2 separate regions of the Homo sapiens genome follow, and region 2 is linked to region 1. Evidence: chromatin contacts called from ENCODE Hi-C or POLR2A ChIA-PET data. All regions are on one chromosome and are shown on one strand. The core of a region is the stretch at or near the end of the contact, and the rest is flanking DNA. Distances in the headings are between cores, read along the strand shown.

The links. Hi-C counts contacts between places; a loop is a spot of excess contacts on that map. ChIA-PET counts read pairs that join two places held with the same protein, here RNA polymerase II (POLR2A). Pooled maps may share reads with other maps.
Region 2: a loop to region 1 is called in a map of CD4-positive, alpha-beta memory T cell, with 6 times the contacts of the local background. The contact joins two enhancer-like sites. A Hi-C loop is called at or near these places in 3 of 168 maps with a recorded cell type or tissue (CD4-positive, alpha-beta memory T cell and naive thymus-derived CD4-positive, alpha-beta T cell), 1 of 37 single-sample maps with no recorded cell type and 12 of 50 pooled maps. POLR2A ChIA-PET finds 5 or more read pairs at or near these places in 8 of 52 experiments (CD4-positive, alpha-beta memory T cell, CD8-positive, alpha-beta memory T cell, H1 and 4 more).

What each region holds. Positions count from the first base shown.
Region 1 is chr5:35,808,730-35,813,034 of GRCh38, reverse strand. All of the region lies in intron 36 of SPEF2 (sperm flagellar 2), which reads right to left. Among named protein-coding and RNA genes, the nearest start is that of IL7R, 46 kb to the left of the region's middle. Within about 2 kb of position 2,259, at least 3 of the 41 ENCODE cell types and tissues checked have a DNase peak (open chromatin) inside an H3K27ac peak, as active enhancers do.
Region 2 is chr5:35,922,555-35,927,282 of GRCh38, reverse strand. All of the region lies in intron 1 of CAPSL (calcyphosine like), which reads left to right. Among named protein-coding and RNA genes, the nearest start is that of CAPSL, 14 kb to the left of the region's middle. RefSeq lists enhancers at 645-724, 815-864 and a silencer at 2,062-2,356. Within about 2 kb of position 3,007, at least 3 of the 41 ENCODE cell types and tissues checked have a DNase peak (open chromatin) inside an H3K27ac peak, as active enhancers do.

The DNA of each region.
Region 1 (4,305 bases), core at 1,010-3,509:
TAAATTTATAGCTGAAATCAGGGACCACAATTTTCAGTAGCAGTGAATGGAGAAGAGCCTGTGAAAGCCAGAAAATGTTTGACACTGGTGCTTTGAAAACACAAAGCACTGAAGCAGCTATCATATTTTGTTATAAAGATAAAGGAGAAGCTTAGAGAATATTTTAAAGTCAGGTGCCCTGAAGACAAGAGGGATGAAAGTCTCCTTCAGTTCGCACTTATAATTATAGGTATGTTATCCTAATGTAATTGGGTCCTGATTCATTTGTTTATAAGATATTTTCTGGTGATATTCTAATGTTAACATTAAAAGATTTCTTGCTATCTCCTATTGAATATAAACCTCAATTATAAGGTAATATGCTTGATTTACATATTTGTTTTAAAGAATGTATAATAATTGAGCCTGCGTTCATCACAAGAAACTAAAGTTATTAAGTTTTTAGAGAAAATTGTTTATTCATTTACATTTATAAATATATATTTATCACAGGAAATTGACTTTGTTCACCAACAACCCAGTTCCAATATCCTCACTGATCTTCTTATATTTATACAAATCATTTTCTTAATAATTTAGGAGCATTATTTGAAAATAACTTTTTTGTACAAGGCCTATGAAAGTGGAAATTAAATAAGTGACTTTAGCTGAATGCCTATAATGTCCAACGCAAAATCTGGAACTTCCACATAGGTATGGACCAGAGGCTTCCTGGGACTTCAATTTGGACCCTTTATCATCATGGCACTGCACCAGTAAAGTCCTTCTTTTTTTCCAAAGACAAGACATATGTGTTCAAGAGATTAGATGCCAGCTCACTAGTCCATCCACATATAATTGCACGTGATTCAGAATTTCTTGTGCACGGTAACTACTACAGACCAGCAGTAGTAGAAGTAGGTTGGTGCAAAAGTAATTGTGGTTCTTTGCCATCAAAAGTAATGGGAGGCCAGGTGCGGTGGCTCATGCCTGTAATCCCAGCACTTTGGGAGGCCAAGGTGGGCGGATCACGAGATCAGGGGATCGAGACCATCCTGGCTAACACATTGAAAACCCATCTCTAATAAAAAAAATATGGAGAAATTAGTCGGGCGTGGTGGCAGGCACCTGTAGTCCCAGCTACTCGGGAGGCTGAGGCAGGAGAATGGCGTGAACCCGGGAGGTGCAGCTTGCAGTGAGCCAAGATTGCACCACTGAATCCAGCAATCCAACCCTCCAGCCTGAGCAACAGAGCGAGACTCTGTCTCAAAAAAAAAAAAAAAAAAAAGTAATGGCAAAAACTGCAACTACTTTTGCACGAACCTAATAGTAGTAGTAGTAGTATCTCATATATATTGAGTGCTTTCTATCTTCCAGGAACTGAGTTAAACACTTTATATGTATTATCTCCTTTAATTTGTACAAACCCCACCCCCCCCACCATGAGGTGACTATGATCATTGGCCCTATTTTACAGATGCAGACACCAAGGCACTTTGAGGTCACTTGCCGAAGGCCACACACTTCATAGGTATGAACCCAGTCAGTGCAGCTCCAGAGCCCACTCTCATAACCAAAAGCCAGTACACCTTAAATGCATTATTACAATTATGCATACTTATTTTTTTCAAATATGTATCTTAAAATGTTGTCACTTCTAAACAAGAACCTTGTAAACATAGAGCTGTTAGGCAACAACCTTCACTTCCCACTGTTTATAATAGCAAACAACATTTTAACCTGAAAAACCACACTCTAGCTTTTGCTCTTCTTATCTTGAAAGATCTTCAGATGACATCACTGTGGTTGAAGTGTATTATAAAAATGTGATCTATTTACTTGTACATGGATATCTGAAGCAAAAAATGACAGGACGAGTGCAGTGGTTTGAGTCTTCAAAGATTCTTTTCTCTCCATTCCTTCATTTCTTTTGTTTTTATTTTATTATTTATTATTTTTTTTTTTAGCAAAAATGAGAATAGAACACCTTACTGGAAAGGGACCCTTTTTCACTGTAAATATTAGAATGTAGACTTTTCAGGACACAGGCACAACTCTTCTTGATGGACCATCATACAAATGAGTCCCCTGGGTGGTAGTTTACTGGCCTCTAATTAGATTCCTTGGTGGAGTGACCAGGAAGAGGTGTGGAGGACTTGAGGAGGGAGAGTTAAAGTAGATGACTCAGGTATATCTTAGAGAAGCATTCTGGCAATGAACTAACTCACTAACTAACTCTCTGCTATGAGAATGCCAGGTGCTACAGGTATTGTGAGACTGGTTAACAGAAGACAGACACCCTGCTGCTGGGTGGCTTTCAGCCAGAGGGGTACTGTGCATCAAGGAAAGCTTGGCAAATGTGCAGGCAGAGGTGGTTTTGGAGATCAGTATGTCAGGATGTTCCTGGAATACAGGGGGTAGGGCCTGAAATGTTAGGTATTCTGCCACACTTGGGACAGTTATCCTCAAAGAGGAACTGTGCTGCTCCAAATGCCAATAGTACTTCAGTTAACATTGCTAGTTGCTGACACTCCTTCAGAAATGAGGGGAATGTATAACTTAAAAGGAGTCCTCCAGCACTTTGGGAGGCTGAGGCGGGTGGATCGCCTGAGGTCAGGAGTTCGAGACCAGCCTGGCCAACATAGTGAAGCCCCATCTCTACTAAAAATACAAAAAATTAGCTGGGCGTGGTGGCAGGCACCTGTCATCCCAGCTACTCAGGAGGCTGAGGCAGGAGAATCGTGTGAACCCAGGAGGTGGAGGTTGCAGTGAGCCCAGATCATGCCACTGCACTCCAGCCTGGGCAACAAGAGCAAAACTCTGTCTCAAAAAAATAAAGTGGGGGAGTCTTATGGATGACAGGTTTCCTGGGAAGTCAGAACACCTATTCGGAAAGGCTAACTCTTGAAGGTAGCCATCTGTTGGCTATTTTCTTTTCTCAAGCAAATTGTCAAATAGAATCTTCTTTGCAAGTTCATCATATTTAATCACTCTGCTCAGAGTGAAGATATTTTCAAGTCATACTGATTTTGTGGGAGTTTTCTTTCCAGTATGAGAGGAAATAATTGTGGCATCATTTTTATGCTCCTACTTGTAATCAGCAATATAAAATAAGTCCTATTTTACATAATTCCAAAGGATTTTGCAAATTATTTTACTGGTTCAATGTAAGAGAGCTGTTCCCTGATATGTGGAGCAGGGAATGTAAGCTAAAATGCAGTCTAGAGAGATGGGCCTATGGAATCCACGTTGTGCAGGATGACATTATGGCACAATATCCCCAAGGAATGCTTAGGGATGAAGAAATTAACATCATATCATGCTCTGCTCAGCAGCCTGTTCATTCTCTCTTGCTTTTCAAATGGAATCCACATTTCCCTTTGTGACATCTGGGTTCTTCGCAATCTGGCCTGATCTGACCAATTTAATGGGATCATTTTATACCTTTCCCAGGCTATTCATGGGGTGGGGCTCCTGCAGTCCTTCTTCCATGCCTTCCCCAGACCTTGCCTTCACCCAGGACTCTGCTGCCTCCCTACCCCAACAGCAAAATCCATGTAGACGTCCCTTTCCCTCTCTCCACTTTCCCAAACCCTGGCTATCGTTCAAGACCTAGCTTATTCCTTCTTGGGCAGACTCCCTCCACACTTCCAGCACAAAAATGTCAAGTATTGAATTCCTATAATTTTGCACTTGGTTGGTTTAACTTATATCACTTTCTTGCAATTCCTGCATGTAAAAATTATCTTGCAAAAAGGAGTTAAATTTTTTTAGAGCAGTGACCAAATTATGTACTCAATTTTCTCTCTCCTATGGAAGCTTATACTACGGGTCTCAGTAGTAGGTGATCAGTATTGAATAGTACCCCTAACAGCCATCATTTCTGTAGCACTTCCCCTGTGTCAGATACCATGCCAAGTGCTTTACATGCATGACCTCACTTAATCCTCACCACCACCCTTTGAATATGAATGTTTCATCCCCATTTAACAGACGAGAAAGCCAGGATTAGGAGAAAGTTAAGGTCAGGGAGTTACTGAGGGGTAGACCTGAGATTCAGTCCCATGACCTGATTCCAGAGCCTGTGTTCTTACATGCTGTAATCATATTTCACTACTGCATAGGCTTCGTGTCTAAACAGCTGCTAGCTTGTTTTATATATATATATATATATGTAAAACCCAATTTTTTTACATATATATTTAAAAAATATATGTATATGTTACATACATATATGTATATATATTGGGTTTTACATATATACATATATACATATATATGTGTGTATATATATACATATAAATATATATGTGTGTATATATATAC
Region 2 (4,728 bases), core at 1,758-4,257, 110 kb before region 1:
CATCAAGAGGTGGGACAGAGGCTCGGAACAATTGGACTGCAGACGGCTGCTGTTGTCACAAGGCTGGACCTGCAGGACTTCCTCAACAGGACAGCTTCCTCACAGTACGTGCTGTCTCAAGCAGTGTGGTGCAAAGGAAGACTGTCCAGGCAAAATCTGGTCCAGCCATCGCGACTGCACATCCCTGCCAGCGGGGAAGCCTCCTTTCCCCTCCTCAAGCACATCTCGCCTCTGTCATCTACACCACATTTGCTGTCCCTTTCTATTTACCTGATTCTGTCCTTCCCTCTCCACTTTAACGCAGGCTAACCCTGCTCTTCTCTTAAGTTCATCCGAGCTGACTAAACCTGCTTCGGTTCCCTTTCAAGGAACGGTCTTTTCCCTGAAAAAGGAAAACCAGGAATGTACGGTCAGAGAAGTCAAAGGAGGGAGAGTTTCCTGAGGGTGAGGTGAGAAGTTTCCATTGGATTTTGCAACAAAGAGGATGTAAAAGCGTTGGTGCCTTATAGTGTCTGGATCAACGATCTCTAGGGTTGCCTCTTTAGCAATAAGATCCCCTTCTGTGTTTGCAGGTAGTTGGCTGCAGATGGAGAGGAACAGAGAAAGGAAGAGAGATGTAATTCAGCTTACTGCCACCAGGGAGCACCAAAGACAAGTCAATAGATGCAGGCTAGGGCTAGAGCAGTTCCCTCTTCCAAGGGTCCTCTTAAATCTGTCTCTGAACCTTACGGAGGGAACCATGAAGATACAGACCCCATGCATTTACAGCTTTCCACATCCTTCCTACAATAATTCGCAAAATCCAGGCGGGAGAGAGTTTGGCGTGGCAGTTGGTTGTGCACCGGGAGGACAGTGGAATGAGACAGCCTTAATGGGACCATTGCTACCGTAGCTACACTCTGCCTCTGCCCCAAATCTCCAGGCTTCTGTGAATATCCTCCCTTGCTGCCAGCCACTGGAGGGTGAGAGTGGAGAGCGCAAGCAACAGCTCTGGATGCCAGCCCCGAGTCCGCCCTCTCCCTCAAACTGCACGTTCTGCCACTGGCCATCTCCTATCTCTTCTTCTCTCTCCGTCCACACGGTCCAGGCAGCATAGCTGGAAACAACAGTCTCCTATTGGCTAGCCTGTCCCGCCTTCCTATCCATTCTTCTCACTTTACAATGCAAACGGCCTTTCCCGTTTTTTCGTTTTTTTTTTTTTTTTTTTGAGACGGAGTCTAGCTCAGCCGCCCAGGCTGGAGTGCAGTGGCGCGATCTTGGCTCACTGTAACCACCGTCTCCTGGGTTCAAGCGATTCTCCTGCCTCAGCCTCCCGAGTAGCTGGGATTACAGGCAACCGCCATCATGACCGGCTAATTTTTGTATATTGGTAGAGACGGAGTTTCACCATGTTGGCCAGGCTGGTCTTGAACTCCTGACCTCAGGTGATCCGCCCGTCTCTGCCTCCCAAAGTGCTAGGATTACAGGCGTAAGCCACCGCGCCCGGCCAGAAGACTTTGTGGTCTCCTGTTTTTTAAGAAGACTTTTTCCCTTTTTTGTGGTCTCCTGTTTTTTAAGAAGACTTCTTCCCCTTTTAAGAAGACTTTTTCCTTTTTTAAGAAGAATTTTTCCCTTTTTAAGAAAACTTTGCGGTCTCCTGTTGCTCTCAGGAGAAAATCCAAATCCCACCCTGGCACCCCAGGCTCTTTGGGATCTGATGGCTGCCCGCCTGGTCAGTTTCATCTTTACCCACAATTCCCCTTTCCCTACTTCCTCCGAATCTTCACTACTGTTCATCTCCCCCTGCCACCCATACCTCTGTTCTCCAACCATACTGAAATACTTGTACTTTCCTAATTATATTGTTTTCTCTCTCACCTTAGTCTGAGTAGTTGGTACACCTGCTATCTAAAATATCCTTCTATCCCCACGTCCCCAGCCTCGATAACTACCACCTTCCATTAGGATGAAAGTTTAGACATCACCTCCTCTGAGAGGTCCTCAGAAAGCCCCACTCCCAGGCCAGGTAAGCCTCCCGTCCTCTTGTGATTGCATCCCCTGCTCAGCCCCCAGGCTGTAAGCGTTGTCTTGGTCCTGCTTTCATCCTACCCCTAGCACAGTGCATGGCGCTTCCTGAGCTCTTAGCAGACCTGTGTGGAAGGCAGAGACTGAACCGCATGCCTGGCCGGGGGAATGTGCAGACGCCTGAGAACACGTGGTGGCGCTGCGGCCAAGTGCGTCGGGAGCGCAGCCTCTTCGCCTTGCACAGGGATGCGCTCCGTTGTCACCACACCGGATCTTTAAGGTTCAGACAGAGTCTTCTACAGGCAGAGACACTTTGTGCACTGCTATGAAGTCGGTGACATATGTTTGGGGACTGACTCTTGCCCTGGTGCCTGGCGCCTTTATTGAAACTTCAAAGCTGAGCATCTCCCTTATGCACTTGAGATCCTGTGCAATCCTGCCTTCCTTAAAAGCCCCGGTGCTTAATAAACTTTTCCCTTCTGCTTAAATACAGGAGATCAGGATTCAAACTAATGAAGACTCTAGGCTATTCAAGGGCTTGCTCCTCTGAGTAATTCCTCACACTCCCACACTCTATTCCAGCATAGTGCCTCGAAAAGAGTACACAATACAGTTAGCTAGTGGTTGGTGAACTGGGTGATTCAATGATTAAAAGGGATGCTTACTATGGGCATTTCAAGTTTCACGGTAGGCTAGCAGGAGAGAATGGACTTTTTTCCCCTTGAATTTATTAGACTCCAGAAATAAACTGCCAACATCATCGCTGGGTAGGGTCAGCCTCAAGAGGTGGGACAGCCTGAGGTACTGGGCTGGCAGTTTCTTGCCTTCCTGGACTCGATCCCACTTTCCTATGAGAAAGCACCATCAAACTGTGCTTTGAGATTCTTATATGTTATTTCACAAACCACAAACATGATGAAGCAGAAAGAGCCCTTAGGAATCAGAAGCCGTCTGTTTTGGTCTTGGCCAGGACTTTTGAGCAAGTCACTTTGCCAACCCAAGCCTTAGTTTCCAAGTTTGCAAAATGAGGTTGCACTAGAGAATCTTCAAGGGTCATACAGTTCTAACAGCATGTGGATTACTGTGAGTCATGTTTCCGTGCGACTTGGGCAAGTTACCTGATTTCTCTGCATCCTAATTTCTTTATCTGTGAAATACCAATAATAGTAGTAACTAGCTCATAGGCTTGTTTTTCTTTTTTAACCTTTGCTAATTTACCAGGATGACTACGTGCCCAGCACACTTTAAATTTTTTTTTTAAATTGACAGATAAAGTTGTATGTATTTACTTTGTATAACATGATGTTTTGAAGTATGTATAATTGTGGAATGACTAAATCTAGCTAGTAACATCTGTGCATGGGTTTTATTTTATTGAGATGAATACACATAACATAAATTAGCAATTTTAAAGTGTATATTACATTCACAATGTTGATAAACCACCGTCTATGTCAAGTTCCAAAACATTTTTATTACCCCTGAAGGAAACTTTACATTCATTAAGCAGTCACTCCCCACTGGCCCTCCCACCCCAGCCCCTTGCAACCATTAATTTGCTTTCTGTCTCTATGAATTTGCCTATTCTGAATATTTCACATAAATGAAATCGTACAATGTGTGACATTTTGTGTCTGGCTTCTTGTACTTAGCATAACATGGCCAAGGTTTGTCCACATTGTGGTATCTATCAGTACTGTGTTCCTTTTTATGGCTGAAGAATGTTTCACTGTATGGCTATACCACAATTTGCTTATCCCTTTATCCATAGGTGGACATTTGGTTTGTTTCTACCTTTTGGCTGTTGTGAATAATGCTGCTATAAACATGGGTATATGTGCATTTGTTTGAGTTCCTGTTTTCAGTTCAACTCAAGGGGTTTTTGTGGGAACTGGACACATGCTTACTACCTAGTGGGGGCACCACTGATGCCTTTAATATTATTCTGAAGGTGTGCAAAGAGGGTCCCACTGGGGATCTGTCCCAGATCCAGGAGCTGGATCTCACTTTCTCTCCATGACTGGTTTTTAGTCTCTGTTTCTCTTCATTCTCACTTACTGTCATGGATGGCAGGGAAAAACCAGAGCAAAATGAATAAGGTGGACAAGGTAGGGGAGATGTCATGGGAAATGAGAATGGGAGGTGAGTGGCTGGGGACAGCCATTGGGCAAGTATCATGAAGCAAGGTCAAGGGTCAGGAAAGATGATGGTGGTCCTGGGAAGGATCAAGACTCTGAGGTGGGTTTAGAGAATGAGAAGGGCATGTTGTTGACACCAGTTCCTGCTTCCATAGGGGTTGGGGTGGGGATGGGGCGCATGCCACTAGCAGAATATGGTCAGGGCAAGAGAATGGCTCAGGCAAGGATGAGTAAGACAGCAGGACATGGCTAGATGAGTGAATTGGTGGTCTTGTCTGTGACTCAGGATTCTGGCTGTTAATAAGGGGACAGTTAGTGCTGAAGCTGGGAACGAGCTCTGGGAATTGTCAGCTTGAGGTCAGGTAACAAAATAGTAATAAGCAAACGCCAGTTATTAGAAAGCTAAAGCTGCCAGGAAGGGCACAGTCTTGGCTGCAGGTGTCCCTGTTGGATGAGAATTGGAACATGCTCCTTGTGTGTGCCTGGCAAGAACGGAGATGGAAGTCTCTAAGCGCAGGGTGTGCCACCGTCTGGAGTTCCAGGGAACCTCTGCTTAGGTGCCAGTGGAAGCAGAGGAAGACTGTGT